Linked DNA regions of Homo sapiens: region 2 is linked to region 1. Evidence: chromatin contacts called from ENCODE Hi-C or POLR2A ChIA-PET data. All regions are on one chromosome and are shown on one strand. Each heading gives the region's core, a stretch centred on a gene start or an enhancer-like site at or near the end of the contact. The rest is flanking DNA. Distances are from core to core; before and after follow the strand shown.

Region 1 (4,777 bases), core at 848-3,347:
GAGCTGCATGATGGGATTAGTGCCCTTATGGGAAGAGGAAGAAGACACCAGGCATTACTTTCTCTCTCTACCATGTGAAGACACAGTGGGCAGGTGGCCAGCCGTGTGCAAGCCAGAAAGAGGACCCTCACCAGACTTTTTCTTTTTTTTTATGTTGTTGTTTTTGAGATGGAGGCCTTTTTGATTTTTTTTTTCTGAGATGGAGTCTCGCTCTGTCACCAGGCTAGAGTGCAATGGCGTGATCTCGGCACACTGCAACTTCCACCTCCTGGGTTCAAGTGATTTTCCTGCCTCAGCCTCCCGAGTAGCTGGGAGTACAGGCACGTGCCACCACACCCAGCTAATTTTTGTATTTTTAGTAGAGATGGGGTTTCACTATATTGGCCAGGCTGGTCTCGAACTCCTGACCTAGTGATCCACCTGCCTCAGCCTCCCAAAGTGCTGGGGTTACAGGCGTGAGTCACAGCGCCCAGCCTCCTCACCGGACTTTCTTGGACTTTCTAGCCTCCAGAGCTGTGAGGAAATGTTTGCTGTGTAAGTTACCCAGTCTATGGCATTTTGTTATGTATGGCAGCCCGAGCAGGCTAAGACAGACCTGTGAAAACATCAGGCAGATCGTGCCGCTCCTCTGCTCAAAACCTCCAATGGCCCCGTTTCTTTCAGAGTCAAAGGCAAATCCTTTGCGGTGGCCCAGCAGGTTCTGTGTAACCATCTCTTGTGACCTCCTAGCCTCCCCAGCCATCGCTACTCTTCAGCCACTCTGATTCAGCCACACAGGCTTTCTCCTTGGTCCGCAAGTTTAACGGACCGCTCTCACCTCGGGCCTCTGCAGGCTTCCTTCTGCCTGGAAGTCTCTTCTTCAGAAAGACCCTGTGGTTTTCTCATGCCCTTCTACAGGTCTTTGCTCAAAGGACACTTTTCAGAGTCCTGGCCTGATTCCGTCATCTGAAACTGCCTCTCCCTCAGCCTTTCCCTGGGCTACCACTCTCGAGTCCCACACCTGTGCCAGTTTCCACCTGGCGTTCATTCTCACCTTCTAACACACTGTGTCATCTTTAGGTTTATTGCTTAGTACCTTTCTCCCTTGCTACAATTTAACATCCGGGAACGCACAGGTTTGCTCCCTGGTGAACCTGAACCCTCTCCACTTGACACGTGGTATTTGCTGAATGAATGACTATTCCAGAATGACTAGCCCTTGGATCCTAAATGCAAACGCTGAAGAGGCTCTATTTTAACCCTCTTCTTTCCTAGGTTAGGAGACGGAGACCCAGAGGGGTGACACGAGGGGCTGAGGTCCATACGCGGATGGCTAGTGACAAGGTAAATAGACAAAGAGGCGGCTCCTCTCTGCGTATCCAAGGCTTAACTTTGACTTAACTTTGACCCACAGATTATTACCTTAAACCTGCTGGAGTGACCAGTTCTCAGGACTGGAAGTTGTGGAAATGACTATCAAGGGTGGTTTTGTGAACGTGTAGCTCATCACCGAAATCCACACGGAGTTTCCCTACTTTTAATGTCGGGTCACCTTCACATGTGCAGGTGCTAAATGTATCCATCCTCACATTGGGCACTACCAGGAACAGAAACATCTAATTTATTGTCTGTGGAAAATACAAAAATTGTTTCATAAAAAAAGAGAAAAACCTACAATTTTGGATTTCTTATGGATTTCCAAGTCAAAAAACAGTGGCTTAGAAAGAAATCAGGGCCCAGAGCCGGTTTCAGGTTTCGGCCTCCGTCTTGCCGAGCGAGCCGCTGCTGCAGTGCGTGGCCGCCAGAGGGCACTGCTTCGCCAGGCTGGAGGCCGAGCCAGCTCGCCGGGAGGCGCTGGTGGGAGGCGCGGGAGCCCCCGGGAGGAGCGCGTCCACGCCGCGCGGTGCGGAGCCGAGCCGCAGCCCCGAAACCGAGTGCGGCGGCAGCAGGGCCGGCAGGACCGCCACGACTCACCAAGTGAGCAGCGAGACCTGGAGTCCTGTAACCAAAACACCTATTAAAACTCCCAGGAGAGCGATGATGGGTGACCGATGGAACTCCTGGCTGCTTTCATGACCGGAGCTGGGCGGCCGCCTCGGTGTCCTGCACCTGCTGGGGTGCAGCGTCCACGTGTCTGTGTGTGCGCAGGCGCCCTCTTGCCTACTGCGGGAGCAAGCTGGGGGAAGCCGGATTAGGTCACTCCAAGGCCCTAAACTTTAGATGTCAAGCAATGGTGAGGGAACACCAGCCGCATTTTTTGTCTGAACATTTATTTGCTCATGGCCCAGAATAGCCTAGCAGTATAAGAGCAGCTGCCATCACTCAGTCCTGATGTGTAGTGAACGTACACACTCCTGAGAGCAGTTACCCTTCACAGGATGCCTGTGCACCGAACACCGAGATCCCCACTTTATAGCTGAAGGAACTGCAGCCACGAAGGTCGCAGGGAGAAGAGATGAGATTTGACCTTGTGTTATTTTATTCTGATGCCCTTTGGCTTAACAACTACTGAATAACTCCCTGGTTCTCAGCAGAACCCGTGAGAGATGTATAATTCGAGATTTTTTGCACGGAATTGGCTTAATTGCGAGGTGTGACGAGGCAAGTCTGAAATCCATAGGGCAGGCTGATCATCAGGAAGGACAGGCTGGAACTCACAGACACCAGCTGATGCTGCTGTCCACCATGACATTTCTTCTTCATCAAGGACGCCTCAGCTTTGCTTCTAAGGCCTTCTGATGCATTGAATCAGGCCCATCTGGATTGTCTAGGACAGGGGTCCCCAGCCCCTGGGCCACAGACTGGTACCAGTCCATGGCCTGTTAGGATCTGATTGCCTGTGAGATCAGTGGCATTGGATTCTCACAGGATCGCAAACCCTACTGTGAACTACACATGCAAGGGATCTAGGCTTCAGGCTCCTTATGAGAATCTAATGCCTGATGATCTGTCCTTGCCTCCCATCACCCCCAGAAGGGACCATCTAGTTGCAGGAAGACAAGCTCAGGGCTCCCACTGATTCTACATTATGGTGAGTATGTAATAATAATAGAAAGAAAGATGCACAATAAATGAAACATGCTTGAATCATCCTGAAACCATCCCCTCGCACCCCACCCCATCTACGGAAAAATTTTCTTGCATGGAACTGGTGACCAGTGCCAAAACGGTTGGGGACTGCTGGTCTAGGATACTCTCCCTTACTTAAAGTCAACTGATTTGGGGTTTTAATTTCATCTACAAAATACCTTCATAGAAACACCTAAGTTTGTGTTTCATTGAATAACTGGGGAGAGTAGAACACCATTATACCTGGGAAGCTTTGCAAAGGAGGCTGCCCGGGGCCTACTGCAGACCAATTGAATCTGAACTTCAGGGAATGAAGTCTGGACATTCATGAGTTTTTGCAAGTTCCACAAGTTATTCTGATGCATAGTAAGGGTTAAAAACTATGAGTATCTTCAGTGAAGGAGTTCCTGGGGCCTTGAAATTTACATTGAGCCACCAGCACTTGGTCCACTGTGCTGGGATCACAGGAGAAAAGACAGCGCCCAGCCTGGAGGTGGTGTGCTCTGGAGTTGTGCTTGCTCTGTGACCCCAGGCAGGTCCTTTCACTGCTCAGCCTCATTGTCATTATTTGTGCACATAGCAGGTGCCGGGAAAAGACCTGCCTGCCCCACTGACCTTTCTGCGAAAGCCACCCCTCTGCTGTCTGATGGCAGAATCTCTGCTTTGTTTGGCCTCATTATTTCCAGTCCCAGGACATGAATCGTAATTGGCTCAAACCAGTGGCAGCTGTGTCGGCCCCTCCCTCCCAAGCCCCCTTTGCCAGCTTCCCTTGCAGCCATTAGTGGCCACAGGACCCAACTGTATCCAATAAGGCACAGGCGGAGGGTGATATTTTCCTCACTCATAGAAGATTCTCCTGCCACCTCCCAGGCAACAGTAAAGATGAGGGTAGGGCAGCAGCCACATGGACCACATCAATGACTCAAGCCCACCCAACAGGGAGGAAAATCAGAAACTAGTCACAGCTTGTGTCCTCAATGCCACTTTGGAGCCAGGGCATTGTTTTCCTCCTTCAATTATAAAGTATTTGCAAGAATGCCTGCCCTGATTGGCAGTAGTCAAGGCAGGGAAAGGGAGAGAAAGATTCTGTAGCTGTTTCATTTCAGAGCTTTGGAATGTGTGGAGCTAACAGGGGTTTTGGAGAGGGAAGATTCAGAACTCAATGATCTAGCTGAACGTGGATTCCCCTGGCTCTAGTGCCTCCACATAGAGAAAAACCTCTTATTTACCACAGGCTCCTTCAGTAAATAACGATTCATCCTGAATATCTCAATGTCCCCTCAATGTCTCCTGAATATCGCATGGTGACTCCTATTTCATCCGTGCTTGAATTTTCTTCCTATCCTAGAGTCCTCCCCACATTCTTCTTTCTCTGTCTGTCTGAATTTTATCATCTGAAGTCAAGCCTCCTTCAGCAAGACTCAAGTAACTCCAGTCAACACCACCCCTTCCTGACAGCCCAGAATGCCCTTAGTTAAGGCATCGGATCTCAGAATCACAGAAGATCCCGGAGGAAGGGGACCCATCTAGCAGTTTAAACCTGCAAAGCATATCATTTCTTCCTTTGCCTTTTCCTAAACCATCAAGTCCTAACAAATCAATGTAAAACCACATTTGAAAGTGACACAGATTGGCTGAAATTCTGTTGGAGGACATGTTGCTATCTCTCATACATGCTCCTGTTTAATTAAATATGTCATTAGTCTAAAGGTCCTGTAATAGAGGTAAG
Region 2 (4,777 bases), core at 608-3,107, 760 kb after region 1:
TTTTAGACTTGACCTGCTCAAACCTATAATCTATAAAGCATTATATTTCTATTAAAATACGTACATGTACATTCCATAAATTTTTTTAAAAATTTGCATAAAATACATCATCCTACCATTTCAAAAGCAATTGTTGCCTCTGTACTTTATAATGGTTTCAAAGACAAGTGAAATTTACTTAATGGATTCAGTTTATCTAAAATTATTTAATCAATTATTTTATCATTGAGTATGGAAATAATTCCTCAGAGAACTGCTGTAAAGCGTTAAAGTTAATGATTTCTTCTCGCCAGTAAAACTAGAATCTTCCCAATTTTGTAAATCCTAATTTTACTTTTGCTTCTCTTAATGGTATCACCAATGGAGAATAATTAAATTCCGATATTGTAAATCATAAGTACTTTCAGCTTTTGAAGTGGCAAAGTATTTGAATTGGTGCTATAGCCCAGACTTCAGGTATTTTCAAAGGATGAATGAGGAAAAAGGAAGTGGGGAGAAAGAACTTTTAACTGTGAGGAAGGCTCTACTATTTAAAAGATGGTTTAAAAAAAATTCTCACTGTAGCTACAGTGCTCACACTGGAAATAAAAGTATAAAAATGGTCCTTTAGGATTTTTCTCTGGAGTAAGAATTGTTTCAAGGAAGAAACTGCCAGGGATATGGACATTTTGGACAGGGGCAGAAAAATGCCCTAGTGTTTTGGACACCATGGAAGCGCTAGAATTTTTAAATAAATATTTCACATTGTGAGAAACGTCTGAGTATTAAACACGCTTTTTTTTTCCCTAGGGGGACACTAAACAAATATTTATTTAAGGAGGTAGAAACTTGAAGGCCCCCCCTCTTCCCGCAAAGCTAGTCTTTGGCTCTGCTTCTAGGACTTCTAGGAACGTGCAATTAAAATAAAATCGAAACAACGAAACCCTCGCAGCATTTAGATTTCTTTTTTCCCCCTCAACTGCTCAAGAAAAGTCAGAAGCCGACACTTTTTCCAAGTCTCGAAGTTGCCAGTTGTGAGGCTCCCAAGACGTCTCCCGCACACCCTAGGGACGATTCTGCACGGGTCCCTCCCGTTAGCCGGCGGTGCGATCCGGCTCCAAGGGGGTGTGTCCCGGACCGCAGCGACCCGGCGCCAGCCTCCGCCGCGGGCCCACCTGCTCCTCTCGGCCGCCGCAGCGCCCCGGGGTCCGGCCGGGCCCCCGGACCCCACCCGCGCGGCGCCGCCGGCCGCCCGGCAAGTCCCGCCACCCACTTCCGGACCCGGCCAGCCCCTCCGCTAGGTGCAGCTGGGACGCGAGCTCAGTTCCTTTCTTCCCTCAGCCCAAACTGCTAGCGGCCCCCGTGGCGGGAGGTGGAACCCGCAACCTACCCCCAAGGATGGGGGGCCCAGGCGGAGAAAGGGGGTCCCAGCCCTCCCCGGGCTGCCCGCACCGGCACCCCCCTCGCACGGCCCCAGCGGCGGCCCGCGTCCTCCCTCCAGCCCTAGCAAGACAGGCGTAGAGACTGCGAGTGTCGGGGGAGGGGTACAGGTCGGAGGAAGAGCATCCCCGGGCCGCAGCCGCAGCCGCCGCCGCCGCCGCCGCCTGCTGCTCCCCCGCCGTTCGGCTAGGGGAGGCCTCGTCACAGCCGCCGCCTCAGCCGCGGCTGCAGATCTCGCGGTGTTTGCCGGCCGCCGCGCCGCCATATTGTGTGACAGTATTTTGATTTGGACTGGGCTGGCGGAGCCGCGGCGAGAGCGAGCGAGAGCTGGGGGGGTGGGGGGAGGGCAGGCGAGCGCGAGGGGGGTGGGGGCAGAGGGAGGTGGGGAGGCCGAGCGAGCCGGAGCTGAGGATTGGGGAGCGGCGACGCCGCCCAGCCGTCGTTTTTGATCTGCTGCAGCCGCCGGCGGGGCGACCCAGCCCGACCCCCTCCCCTCCCCCTCAGCCAGGAGCGGTGGCGGCGGCGGCGGCCGGAGGGAGTTGGCGGCGGCGGGCGAGCGGAGGGGGCTGAGCGGGGAGGGAGGGAGGGCTGAGGTGTCCCCCCTGCCGGGTGGAACCGGAGGCGGCGGCGGCGCTGGCGGCGGCCGTGGTGGCGGAGGCGACGGTGGAGACGGCTGCCCTAGTGGGAGAGGCGGCGGCGGCGGCGGCCGAGGAGGAGGAGGGGGAAGCGGCGGCGGCAAAGGGTAAGCGGACAGCGCTGCCGGGCCTCGGCGGGATCCCCAACCTGGCTCTCCCCTCATCGCCCCGCACCCCCCTCCGTCTGGAAGGGGCTCTGCCGCCTCGCGAGGCCCGTGCGGGGCGTTCGCTTCTAACTTGCACTCTTCCTCCCTCCGCCTCTTTCCTTCCCCCAGTGGCGTGGCGGAGAGGGAGGCCCCCCGAGTCCCCCAGTCCGGTGGGGGTGGGGAGCATCGGGCCGGGCCTGGGCTCCGGGGCGTCCGTGCGGGGGGGGAGGGGGAGCTTCATTGGAATCGAGCGCCTAGGAGAGCCCCGGGTGGGGGAGGGCGCAAGGGGCTCGGGAGGGCCCCTCCCTGCGTCGGCGCCCCTGACCCGCCCCCAGGCATGTGTGAGGTGGGGGCGGGGGAGGAAAAATCTCCTTTTGGGGAGCCGAGGTCTAGTTAAAGATGACTCAGGGGCGGGGGTTTTGGGGACAGACACGGGGCAGTTATGTGGGGGTCGGGCGGGAGGGAGAACATCGTTCCTTTGCGGATCTTGGTTTTCTGCAGCCGTCTTTGAAGTGGGGGGCAAGCCCTACTATGAATATGTGGCCCCTTAAATTTCACTGGATGTTTCTGGTTTTCGGTCCCATCAACCTCAAACCCTACGATTGTGGTTGAGTCAGGGAGGCTGCAAGGGTCTCTTGGCGGTGCTGAACAGGTGACAGGTGGATCTTTCTGTTGCTGATGCTGTGAGATGTTCAGGCACAGTCGTACACCAAAGTGTCAGAGACCGTGTGAGTTTGTATTTATGTGTTTGGCCATGTTTCATTCCATATATAGTATATTTGAGATGTTAGGTTTCCATTCTTCAAGTCAGCTTAATTGTTGTGGATAAATTCTTCAAATGTTTCTGATAAGAGGGTTTTCCAGGAGAGCGGAGGGAATTTGCAGCCTCACAGGGGTTTCTCCGTAGTTCACGAAATTTAGGCCCCCAGTGCAGGCTGTTGAGTACCCTTATTCATTGGAAAGTTCTTGAACGCTAAGATCGTATTCAGAGCAACTGTACGGCAATATAATTTTGCATCCATTTTGTCTGTTTTAGGTAAGTTTGTAAAGTGTCTAATTTTGGGGTCAGATTGATTCACATTTTAGAAAAGGAATTTCGTTTCCGCTTTAGCATACTCTAAAGGTTATGATGATCATTATGCAATTCCAGATTTGGCCGGGAATTTTAGTGGGCATGGAATAGAATATTTGCTTTCAGTTTTTTCACTTCTGCTTACTACACTGTTCATACAGTAGCAGAGTATTGACACCTTTTAAAAAATATCTTTACATTCTTTGTAACAATGAAATCACGATTTTAAACTTTTGACGGTTTGAAACTGTAAATTTTGAAACCATGGCAGTTTGTAATAAAGGAAGACTTGCTTTTCTTTTGTTGTAGGCTTTGGCTGAGCATTTTAATTAGAAACAATGGGAAGAATTGTTAGATACATGAGCTATAGGCTAAATTAGGGTACAGTTAGTTTAAGGATTCTGCTGCTTTAAAAAAACATGTATGGAACGAATATGATGTACTATCAATGTGTTAACAGGAAATAGAACAAAAATTCCAGTGATTCAGAACTTCTGTTTGGGTTTTTCCCCCATAGGTCTAATCAGTTTCTAATAGAGGGTGCTTAAGTTTTAAATCTTTCAAGAATCAAACTGAAAGTTGAATACGTCAATTATAGATGAATAAGTTATCCCCTGAATATACTCCATTATTTCTTTTTTCTTTTGTGTGCATCGAGTTACTTTTCCTGAGTTTAAAAGTATTCTCTTAAGGACACTGATGAAATGCTACTATTGAACCCCCTTTAGTTAACTATTTCATAGTAGAACGTGTGCTTTAGTGACTCATTAAGAAGTGGATAAAATGGTCAGAACCTCATCAAATACATGTTTTTTGAAAAATAAATTTTAACTTAATCCCGTTTGATTGAAATCACACCTATGCTTGGTCCTCTAGTGGAAAAAAGCGCTTGCCTTCAGCTAAGGGTATTGCTAAGACTGGGAAACAATTTTTTTTTAATTTTGTTTTTGTTTTCTTTGTTTTTTGTTTTGAGACAGTCTCGCTCTGTCACCCAGGCTGGAGTGCAGTAGTGCGATCTTGACTCATTGCAACCTCTGCCTCCCGGGTTCAAGGGATTCTCCCGCCTCAGCCTTCCCAGTAGCTGGGATTACAGGCGCTTGCCACCACGCCCGGCTAATTTTTGTACTTTTAGTAGAGATGGAGTTTCACCATGATGGCCTGGCTGGTCTCGAACTCCTGACCTTAGGTGATCCACCCGCCTCAGCCTCCCAAATGCCTAATGAAATGAGGTTTTTAAACTCCGCAGTTATGTAGGCAGATCCCCACTTAGGTCAGTATTGAGAATTGCTTCTTTAGTATTAACAACTTACACTTGGTTAAATGTCTTATTACATTTGTGTCTTGGCAGAAATAGAAGTTTATTCTACATCCGTAATTTTCCCAGTAAGGAAAATTTCTTTTCCCAAAATACTGTTTAGAGTGAAATGTACATATGTGTATCTGTGAACCTACTGCATTTTGAAAAATAAGTATAATGTAGGCTGTTTTACTCTATGAGTTACTTG

The links. A loop is a pair of places that touch in the nucleus more often than their neighbours do. ChIA-PET counts read pairs that join two places held with the same protein, here RNA polymerase II (POLR2A).
Region 2: a map of natural killer cell shows a loop between it and region 1 (5-fold over the local background). The contact joins the promoter of TAB2 here to the enhancer-like site in region 1. A Hi-C loop is called at or near these places in 1 of 168 maps with a recorded cell type or tissue (natural killer cell). POLR2A ChIA-PET finds 5 or more read pairs at or near these places in 1 of 52 experiments (WTC11).

What each region holds. Positions count from the first base shown.
Region 1 is chr6:148,558,159-148,562,935 of GRCh38, forward strand. No RefSeq gene overlaps it. Among named protein-coding and RNA genes, the nearest start is that of UST, 190 kb to the right of the region's middle. RefSeq lists a silencer at 1,689-1,868. Within about 2 kb of position 2,098, at least 9 of the 41 ENCODE cell types and tissues checked have a DNase peak (open chromatin) inside an H3K27ac peak, as active enhancers do.
Region 2 is chr6:149,315,855-149,320,631 of GRCh38, forward strand. It overlaps TAB2 (TGF-beta activated kinase 1 (MAP3K7) binding protein 2), which reads left to right and starts at 1,858. Exons shown (of 7, transcript NM_001292034.3): 1 at 1,858-2,161. RefSeq lists silencers at 1,001-1,070, 1,121-1,660, 1,751-2,650 and enhancers at 2,741-2,920, 3,081-3,190.